Linked DNA regions of Homo sapiens: region 2 is linked to region 1. A link is an interaction called in ENCODE POLR2A ChIA-PET data of the cell type or tissue named here. Cell type or tissue: PC-3. All regions are shown on one strand.

What was found. ChIA-PET counts read pairs that join two places held together with the same protein. Peaks named below come from ENCODE experiments on the same cell type or tissue, not always from the same donor. Only the 100,000 strongest peaks of a DNase experiment are listed, where the experiment ranks them.
Region 2: POLR2A ChIA-PET joins it to region 1 with 5 read pairs; 2 of 35 experiments call an interaction of 5 or more read pairs at or near these places.

What each region holds. Positions count from the first base shown.
Region 1 is chr2:39,549,198-39,553,197 of GRCh38, reverse strand. All of the region lies in intron 5 of MAP4K3-DT (MAP4K3 divergent transcript), which reads right to left. Among named protein-coding and RNA genes, the nearest start is that of MAP4K3-DT, 110 kb to the right of the region's middle. In PC-3, no CTCF peak of the experiment used is centred here; a DNase peak (open chromatin) is centred at 2,217; H3K27ac peaks cover 1,371 bases.
Region 2 is chr2:39,456,630-39,460,629 of GRCh38, reverse strand. The region is part of intron 3 of MAP4K3-DT (MAP4K3 divergent transcript); the gene reads right to left. Among named protein-coding and RNA genes, the nearest start is that of MAP4K3-DT, 21 kb to the right of the region's middle. In PC-3, no CTCF peak of the experiment used is centred here; no DNase peak of the experiment used is centred here.

The DNA of each region.
Region 1 (4,000 bases):
GAGATTACATCAAATTAAAAAGCTTCTATATTGCAAAGGAAACAATCAACAGAGTAAAGAGACAACCTATGGAATGGGAGAAAATATTTACAAACCATACATCTCATAAAGGGTTAATATTCAAAATACATATGGAACTCAACTCAATAGTAAGAACACAAATAACCTGATTTTTAAATGGTCAAAGGACCTGAATAGATATTTCCCAAAAGAAGATATACAAATGGCCAACAGGTATATTTAAAAATGTTCAACATCAGAGAAATGCAAATTAAAACCACAGTAAGATATCACCTCACACGTTAGAATGGATATTATCAAAAAGATAAAAGATAAGAAGTGTTGGTAATGATGTGGAGAAAAGGGAATCCTTGGGTACTACTGTTGGAAATGTAAATCAGTAGAGCCATTATAGAAAATAGTATTGAGGTTCCTCAAAATCAAAAGCAAACCACCATATGACCCAGCATTCCCACTACTGAGTATATATCCAAAGGAAATGAAATCAGTATGTCAAAGAGATATCTGGACTCCCATGCTCATTGTAGCCTTATTCACAATAGCCAGTATATAGAATCAACCTAAGTGTCTATGTGCAGATGAATGGATAAAGAAAATGTAGTATATATACACAATGAAATACCACTCAGCCTTTAAAAAGAAGGAAATCCTGGCATTTGCAAAAACATGGATGAACCTGGAAGACATTATGTTCAGTAAAATAAGCCAGGCATTTAAAAAAAAATACTGAATGGTCTTACCTATATATACGTGGAGCCTAAAAATGTTGAACTCACAGAAGCAGAGTAGAATGGTGGTTACCGGGGGCTGGGGGTTGGGGGGACTGGGGAGATGTTGGTCAAAGGATACAAAATTTCAGTTAGATAGGAAGCATAAATTCAAGCGATCTATTGTACATCATGGTGACTCAAGTTAATAACAATATATTGTATACTTGAAAATTGCTACGAGAGTGGATTTTAAGTGTTCTTGCCACAGAAAAAGATAATATATGAGATAATGCATATGCTAATTAGCTTGATTTACCTCATTCCATAATTTTATACATCAAAACATCATGTTGTATACCATAAATATATATAACTTTTGTCAATTAAAGAAATAAAATTTTAAAAAATGAAAACTGCAGAAGTGGTGATTTCTATTACATCTCCATTTAACTCACCTGCTTAAAATGTGCAGTGAACAGATGGATTTTATGGATTATCAAAATCTTAATCAGTAACTTCAATTGCTGCTACTGTTCTTAACGTTGTCTCTACTGGAGATACCACTCTGGCCATCTAGTATGCAGTTATGCTTACAACTGTTTTTTTCTCTATACCAATAAGTCTAAAACACCATAAGCAATTTGCTTTCACCTGGCAGGAACAGTATCTTCGTGTTCTGCTTCTGAACTGCGTCAATTCCCTATACTTCTTTTGCATGTGAGGGAAAATGAACTTCTATCAGGTATAAGTACTAGTTTTCCAGGTCTCCTGTACTAATAGCTAAATAAAATTCCTAACAGAATTATGGACCACCTCAAAATTCACAGTCAATGAATGTGGAATGGAGGAGTTGGGGATATTTGGGCCTTTTCTATTAATAAACACCCAAGAACAAGAATTTAGAGTCATTCTTTTTCTCAAGGGCTATTAGAAACACTACCTTAATTGAAATGGTCCACATGCTGCTGGATCACATGCAATTTAGTAGATGAACCAAACATTCTTCAAAGTTTAAAAAAAAAAAATCCATCAAAGTGATGGTTAGGCTGAATGACAAAGTTGTTCTATGGAACTGACAAGTCAATTCTAACCAATAGCACTGAATAGATTTAGTCTGAGACTCAACTGTCTTTGATTTTAAAAATGTCCTCATTCTTACCATACAATAGCAGTTTTTAAAGTTTGTTTGTTGTTATTATTAATGTAGCCGTAGCCGCAGACCTATTCCTTTTCTCTTGGTTCTAGAACCAATACTGAATTTGTTAGTTTGACTGAAAGCTTAAGCTCTCTACACCTCTGTAGTGAAAAAATAATAACACTACCCTCACTATAAATTCCTTCAGGAGAAGAGTTATAAAGATGAATGAGGTCATCTTGGGCCAATTTCCTGTCTTATGTAAATATAAGACAAAGTTAAAGTCATACAGGATTAGAACCATAGGCACTGTTTTTTAGATTCCCAGAAGAAAGTCACTTTATCAACATAAACTTGGCACAATTTTGAAACATAACAGCGTTTATCTTATCAGCCCATTGACTTGCTGTAGTAAGTTGTGGTATTTTCCTTATTATGTTATGCCCAGAGCCACAGAAGATCAATGTTACAAGTTAAGCAAACAGTGCAATATTGACAGCTTCCTCTGCTGGTGAATGTTAAAGTTATTTCCTAGGGCCCAGCTTCCTGAGGACCACAGGACAAGGTCACACATGTGCTATGGAGGACGGTCAGTGCACTTTCCATAATGTTTAGTCCACAGATTAATGTCTGTGTCCTAAAGCAGGAAAAACAAGGAAAAGCTGCCATCTGTCATTAGGAGCAGAGGTATATAGTGATGAACTGATTTAGAGCATATACTGTTTACAAATAAGAAAGATGATCTGTACCCAGCTCTGGGCCAGAAACAAGCATTGATTTTAGGGATGAGAAGGCAGTAGTGAAATATCACTTCCAAAGGGACCTGCTGGTTTCTGGATTTTCAAAATATTCTCACCTCATCAAGGAATCCTGGTGAGAATGTCACCTACATGCTGGAGACTGCAAGAGCAACTGGGGCCCTTGAGAAGCTTTCTTTTTTCCTTTTTTTTTTTTTTTTGAGACGGGGTCTCACTCTGTCACCCAGGCTGGAGTGCAGTAGCACAATCGTGGCTCGCTGCAGCCTCCACCTCCCAGGGCTCAAGCGCTCCTCTCGCCTCAGCTTCCTGAATAGCTGGGACTACAGGCATGCGCCACCATGCCTGGCTGATTTTTGTATTTTTTGTAGAAACGAGGTTTCACCATGTTGCCCAGACTGGTCTCAAACTCCTAGACTCAAGCGATCCACCCACCTCAGCCTCCCAAAGTGCTAGGATTACAGGCGTGAGCCACAGCACCTGGCCAAAGCTTTATTTCTATGGCATCAGGGGAAGAAGGGAACAAATAATCCTTAGGTGATGCTGGAAGCTGAGTTTCATGGGTCACTGAGAAGTTAACTGTCACACACACCTGAACATATACCATGGATCAGAAACTGGACTATGGTGAAAGATACACATGGGGTAAGACAAGGAGTTCACAAGAAACTCACAGTTCAGCAGAGAAGACAAATACACAAGCCAGCCATTAGCAGATAAGGGCTTCCAGTCCCCACCTTTTCTCCAACATAGTAAATGCTATCTTTCCCTGCCTGCTGGTGCCTCCCTGGCCATCAGGGGAGTATGCAGCTTTCCTGGACACTTCCAGGACTTTGGGTTGCAGTCCTGGAGAATGAAAAGGTAAAGACCTAAGGAGGGGGCCTGCTATGCAGGGAGATTGGGCAGATGTACCAAGAAGGAGAGGAAGGGGAGAGAAAAGACGGAAGAGTAGAAGTAGGAAAGGCTCCAGGGCACTGTGATTGGAGAGATTTGATTGGAGAGATTTGGAGAGAAGGAAGGGGTTTCAAGAAATGTTGCTAGGCATTCCAGTCTTGATTCCTTTTAAAATTGTTTTGCAACTGTAAAGGTTGGGCTTCCTTTTCGTTATTTTGTGCTACTTGAACTGTTCCTTTTTATCGTCTCTTTGTAGAGACTGGACCAGCTCGGACCTCAGAAGCAGAACTCAGCTTTCCCAATGTGTGGGCAAATTACTCACATCACTCAGCTGTGATTAAAATCAACCCACTAGATCTGAGCCCAAGTGCAAAGAATGGAGATTGAGCAGGCTCAAGTCATAGTGGTTATTTATGTAAAAATAAAAAGCCAAACAAACATTGGGAAGGCAATGCCATAATCAGTGCTATTAAATATGGGAGAAT
Region 2 (4,000 bases), 93 kb after region 1:
CACGTGCCACCACGCCCAGCTAATTTTTGTATTTTTAGTAGAGACAGGGTTTCTCCATGTTGGCCAGGATGGTCTCGATCTCTTGACCTCATGATCTGCCCACCTCGGCCTCCCAAAGTGCTGGTATTACAGGCGTGAGCCACTGCGCCAGGCCCTGCTTTCTAACTTTAAATAAATGTACCCTTTTGTGTATGGTTTCTTTCACTCAGTATTATGTTTATATGCTCCTTCCATGTCATATGTAGCAGTAATTCATTCATTCTCATCGCTGTGTAGTATTGCATTGCACAGATTTACAACCATTTATTTATCCTTTCTACTGGTTCCCAAATTTTGACTACAAACAGAACTAGAATTACCCAGTCATAGTTTATGCACGTATTCAGCTTTCCTAGACATTGCCAAACAATTTTCCAAAGTGGTAATACCAATTTACATCCCTGTGAGCAGCATAGGAGAGTTCCAGTTGTGCCAATGTCCTCAGCAATCCTTGGTATTTTCCATCTTTTTGATTTTAGACATAATGATAGGAGCATAATGGTATCTCATTCTACTTTTAATTTATGCTTTTTCATATGCTTATTGGTCATTTGGATGTTCTCTTTTATGAAGCACCTGTTCAAGTCTTTGACCTACTTTTTTTTTGTTAGCTTTATTGGGATATAATTTTCATACAATGAAATTCACCTATTTAAAGAATACAATTGCATTAATTTTATAAGTGTATTTTACAAGGTAACCATCATCATAATCATTATACAGAATATTTCCATTATCCCAAAAAGCTCCCATGTGTTTTTTGAAGTTACTTCTCTTCTTCCACCTCCCTGACAACTGGCAACACTGATATGTGTTCTGTCACTATAACTTGGTCTTTTCTACAATTTTATATAAATTGAATCATTCAGTTAGTGGTATTTTGTGTCTGGCTTCTTTCAATGAGCATAATTTTGAAATCCCATCCATGTCATTTCAGCAAGTAGTTAATTACTTTTACTTTTTTTTTCAGACAGTCTCGCTCTTTGTCCAGGCTGGAGTGGAGTGGTGCGATCTCAGCTCACTGCAACCTCTGCCTTCCAGATTCAAGTGATTCTTGTGCCTCAGCCTCCTGAGTAGCTGGGATTACAAGTGCCTGTCCCTACAGCCATTAATTTTTGTATTTTTAGTAGAGATGGGGTTTCACCATGTTGGCCAGGCTGGTCTCAAACTCCTGGCCTCAAGTGATCTGCCTGCCTCGGCGTCCCAAAGTGCTGGGATTACAGGCCTGAGCCACCATGTCCGGCCCAGTTAATTACTTTTTATTGGTGAATAGTATTCTGTTTTATGGATATATCTCAACTTGTTTATCAGTTCATCTTTTGATGGACATTTTGTTGTTCCTAGTTTTTAGTCATTATGAATAAAGCTGCAATGGACATTCAAGACATGTATTTGTATATACATATGTTTCATTTTTCTTAAGTAGGTATCTAGGATTAGGATTGCTGGGTCTTATAAGTTTATATTTAACTTAAGAAACTGTCAAATTTTCCCAAGGTGACTATGCTATTTACATTCCCATCACCAGTATGTGAGTGTCCCAGTTGCTCCACATCTTAGTTAGCACTCGGCATTGTCAGTCTTGTCAATGTTAGCCATTCTAGTGCATATCTAATGGTATCTCATTATGATTTTAATTTGCATTTTCCCAGTGATTAACAACATTGAGCATGCTTTCATATGCTTATTGACACTCATGAAATGTCTGTTAAAATCTTTTGCCCATTTTATAAATTGAGTTAATTTGCGTTCTTATTGAGTTGTAAGAATTCTTTATTATTCTTAACACAAGCCTATCATCAGGTGTTTATTTTACACATATTTTCTTCCAGTCTGTGGTTTGCAGTTTCTTTTTCATAATAGTTACTTATGAAGAGCAAAACTTTTATTTGCATAAGTCTAATTTATTAATTTTCTTTTTTTCCTTTTTTTTTAAGAGATAGGTTCACGCTTTGTTGCGCAGACTGGTCTCAAACGCCTGGCTTCAAGGTATCCTTCTACCTTAGCCTCCCAATGTGCTGGTACTACAGTGTGAGCCACTGTGCCTGGCCTTCTTTTATATTTATGTGTAATATTTGTGTAGTTTGTGTGTGTGTGTGTGTGTGTGTGTGTGTGTGTGTGTAGTATTTAAGAAATACTTGTGAAATACAAGGTCATAAACATTTTACTCTGTTTTATTTTAAAAATTTGTTCATAGATGCATGCTTTGTCATGTCATAACAGGACTATTGGGGTTTTTTATTTCTTTTGGTGTCACTTTTGGTAAATTGAGTTATTCTAGAAATTTCCCATTTTATCTAAATTTTCTAATTTATTGATATTAAGTTGTCCCAAATATTTTCTCTTCAACTTTGTAATGTTTGTGGGGTCCACAGTGGTGTCTTTTTTTTTTTTATGTCTGACAGAGGTAATATGTGTCCTTCCTCCTTTTTATTTGTATATCGTATGTGTCATTAGTTTTGCTAGGGAGTTATCAGTTTTATTTTCTTTCAGTGACTTTTCTCTACTGTACTTTTTTTTTTTGAGACTCTTTCACCTAGGCCCAGGCTGGAGTGCAGTGGCATGAACATGGCTCACTGCAGCCTCAACCTCCTGGGCTCAAGTGATCCCCTTACCTCAGCCTCTGTGTAGCTGGGACCGGAGGTATGCACAATGAAACCCAACTAATATTTAAATTTTTTCTAGAGATGGGGGGTCTCATTTGGTTGCCCAGGCTGGTCTCAAACACCTAGGCTCAAGTGATCCACCCATCTCAGCCTTCCAAAGAGCTAGAATTACAGGCATGAGCCACCATGCCTAGCCTACTGTACATTTTCTTCATTACTTTTTTCTCTTAACTTTTCTTATGCTTTCTTCAAGTTTAATTGCATTTTGTTTCTAACTTATTGAGATAAATACCTAGGTAATTTTTGTTTAAAGCTATCGATTCTAGCCCTTAAGATAATAAATTTCCCCCAATACACAGTTTTAGCTACATCTTAAAATTTTTTATGTCATACTTTCATTATGATTTAGTTTAAAATATTTTCTTATTTTCATTGTGATTTCTTCTTTGACCTATGGATTATTTAGAAGCAGACTGCTTAATTTTCACATATTTGAAATTTTTCTAGTTTTTAAAATATTATTAGGTTAATTCCCCTCTGCTCAAAGAACGTACTCTGTATTATGTCAATTTTTTCAAATACATTGAGGCTTGCTTTATGGCCCAAGTTATTGCCACTTTTAGTAAACATTCCATGTTCATATGAAATGAAAGTGAATTCTGTAGTTGTTTGGTGAAATATTCAATATATATCAATTTTGTAAATTCTGTTAATCATGTTGTTTACATTTTGTGTTTTCTTATTAATTTGTGTCTACTTTTTTATTGGTTACTGAAAAGATCTTACTGTTATTGTAGATCTATTTCTCCCTGCAGTTTTGGGAATTTTTGAATTAATATATTTTGAACTATATTGTTAGTTGTACACAGAATTAGACTTACTGTATCTTCCTGATGGATTGATATTTTTATTATTGTAAAATATCCCACTTTATTTCTAATAATGCTTCTTTCCTTAAACTCTACTTTGTATGTTATTGTATAGCTATAAGAGTTTTGGGTTACAGCTTTCACATAACATGTTTTTTTTCTATTCTTTTACTGTTGTATCTTTTGTAAAAAAGCATATGCAATTATTTTAACCAGTATGACAATCTTTGTCTTTTAGTGGAATATTATGCCATTTTTATTTAATATTTTAAATTTATAATTAATTTATATTTAATTTTAATAGTTAAGGTACTCAATGAGATATTTGGGTTCACAGGTACCATTTTACTATTTTTTTCTATTTGCCCCACTTGTTACTTGCTCCTTTTTATCTTTTTTCTTGTGCCATCTTTTTTTTTTTTTTTTTTGAGATGGAGTTTTGCTCTTGTTGTTGCCCAGGCTGGAGTGCAAAGGCGCCATCTTGGC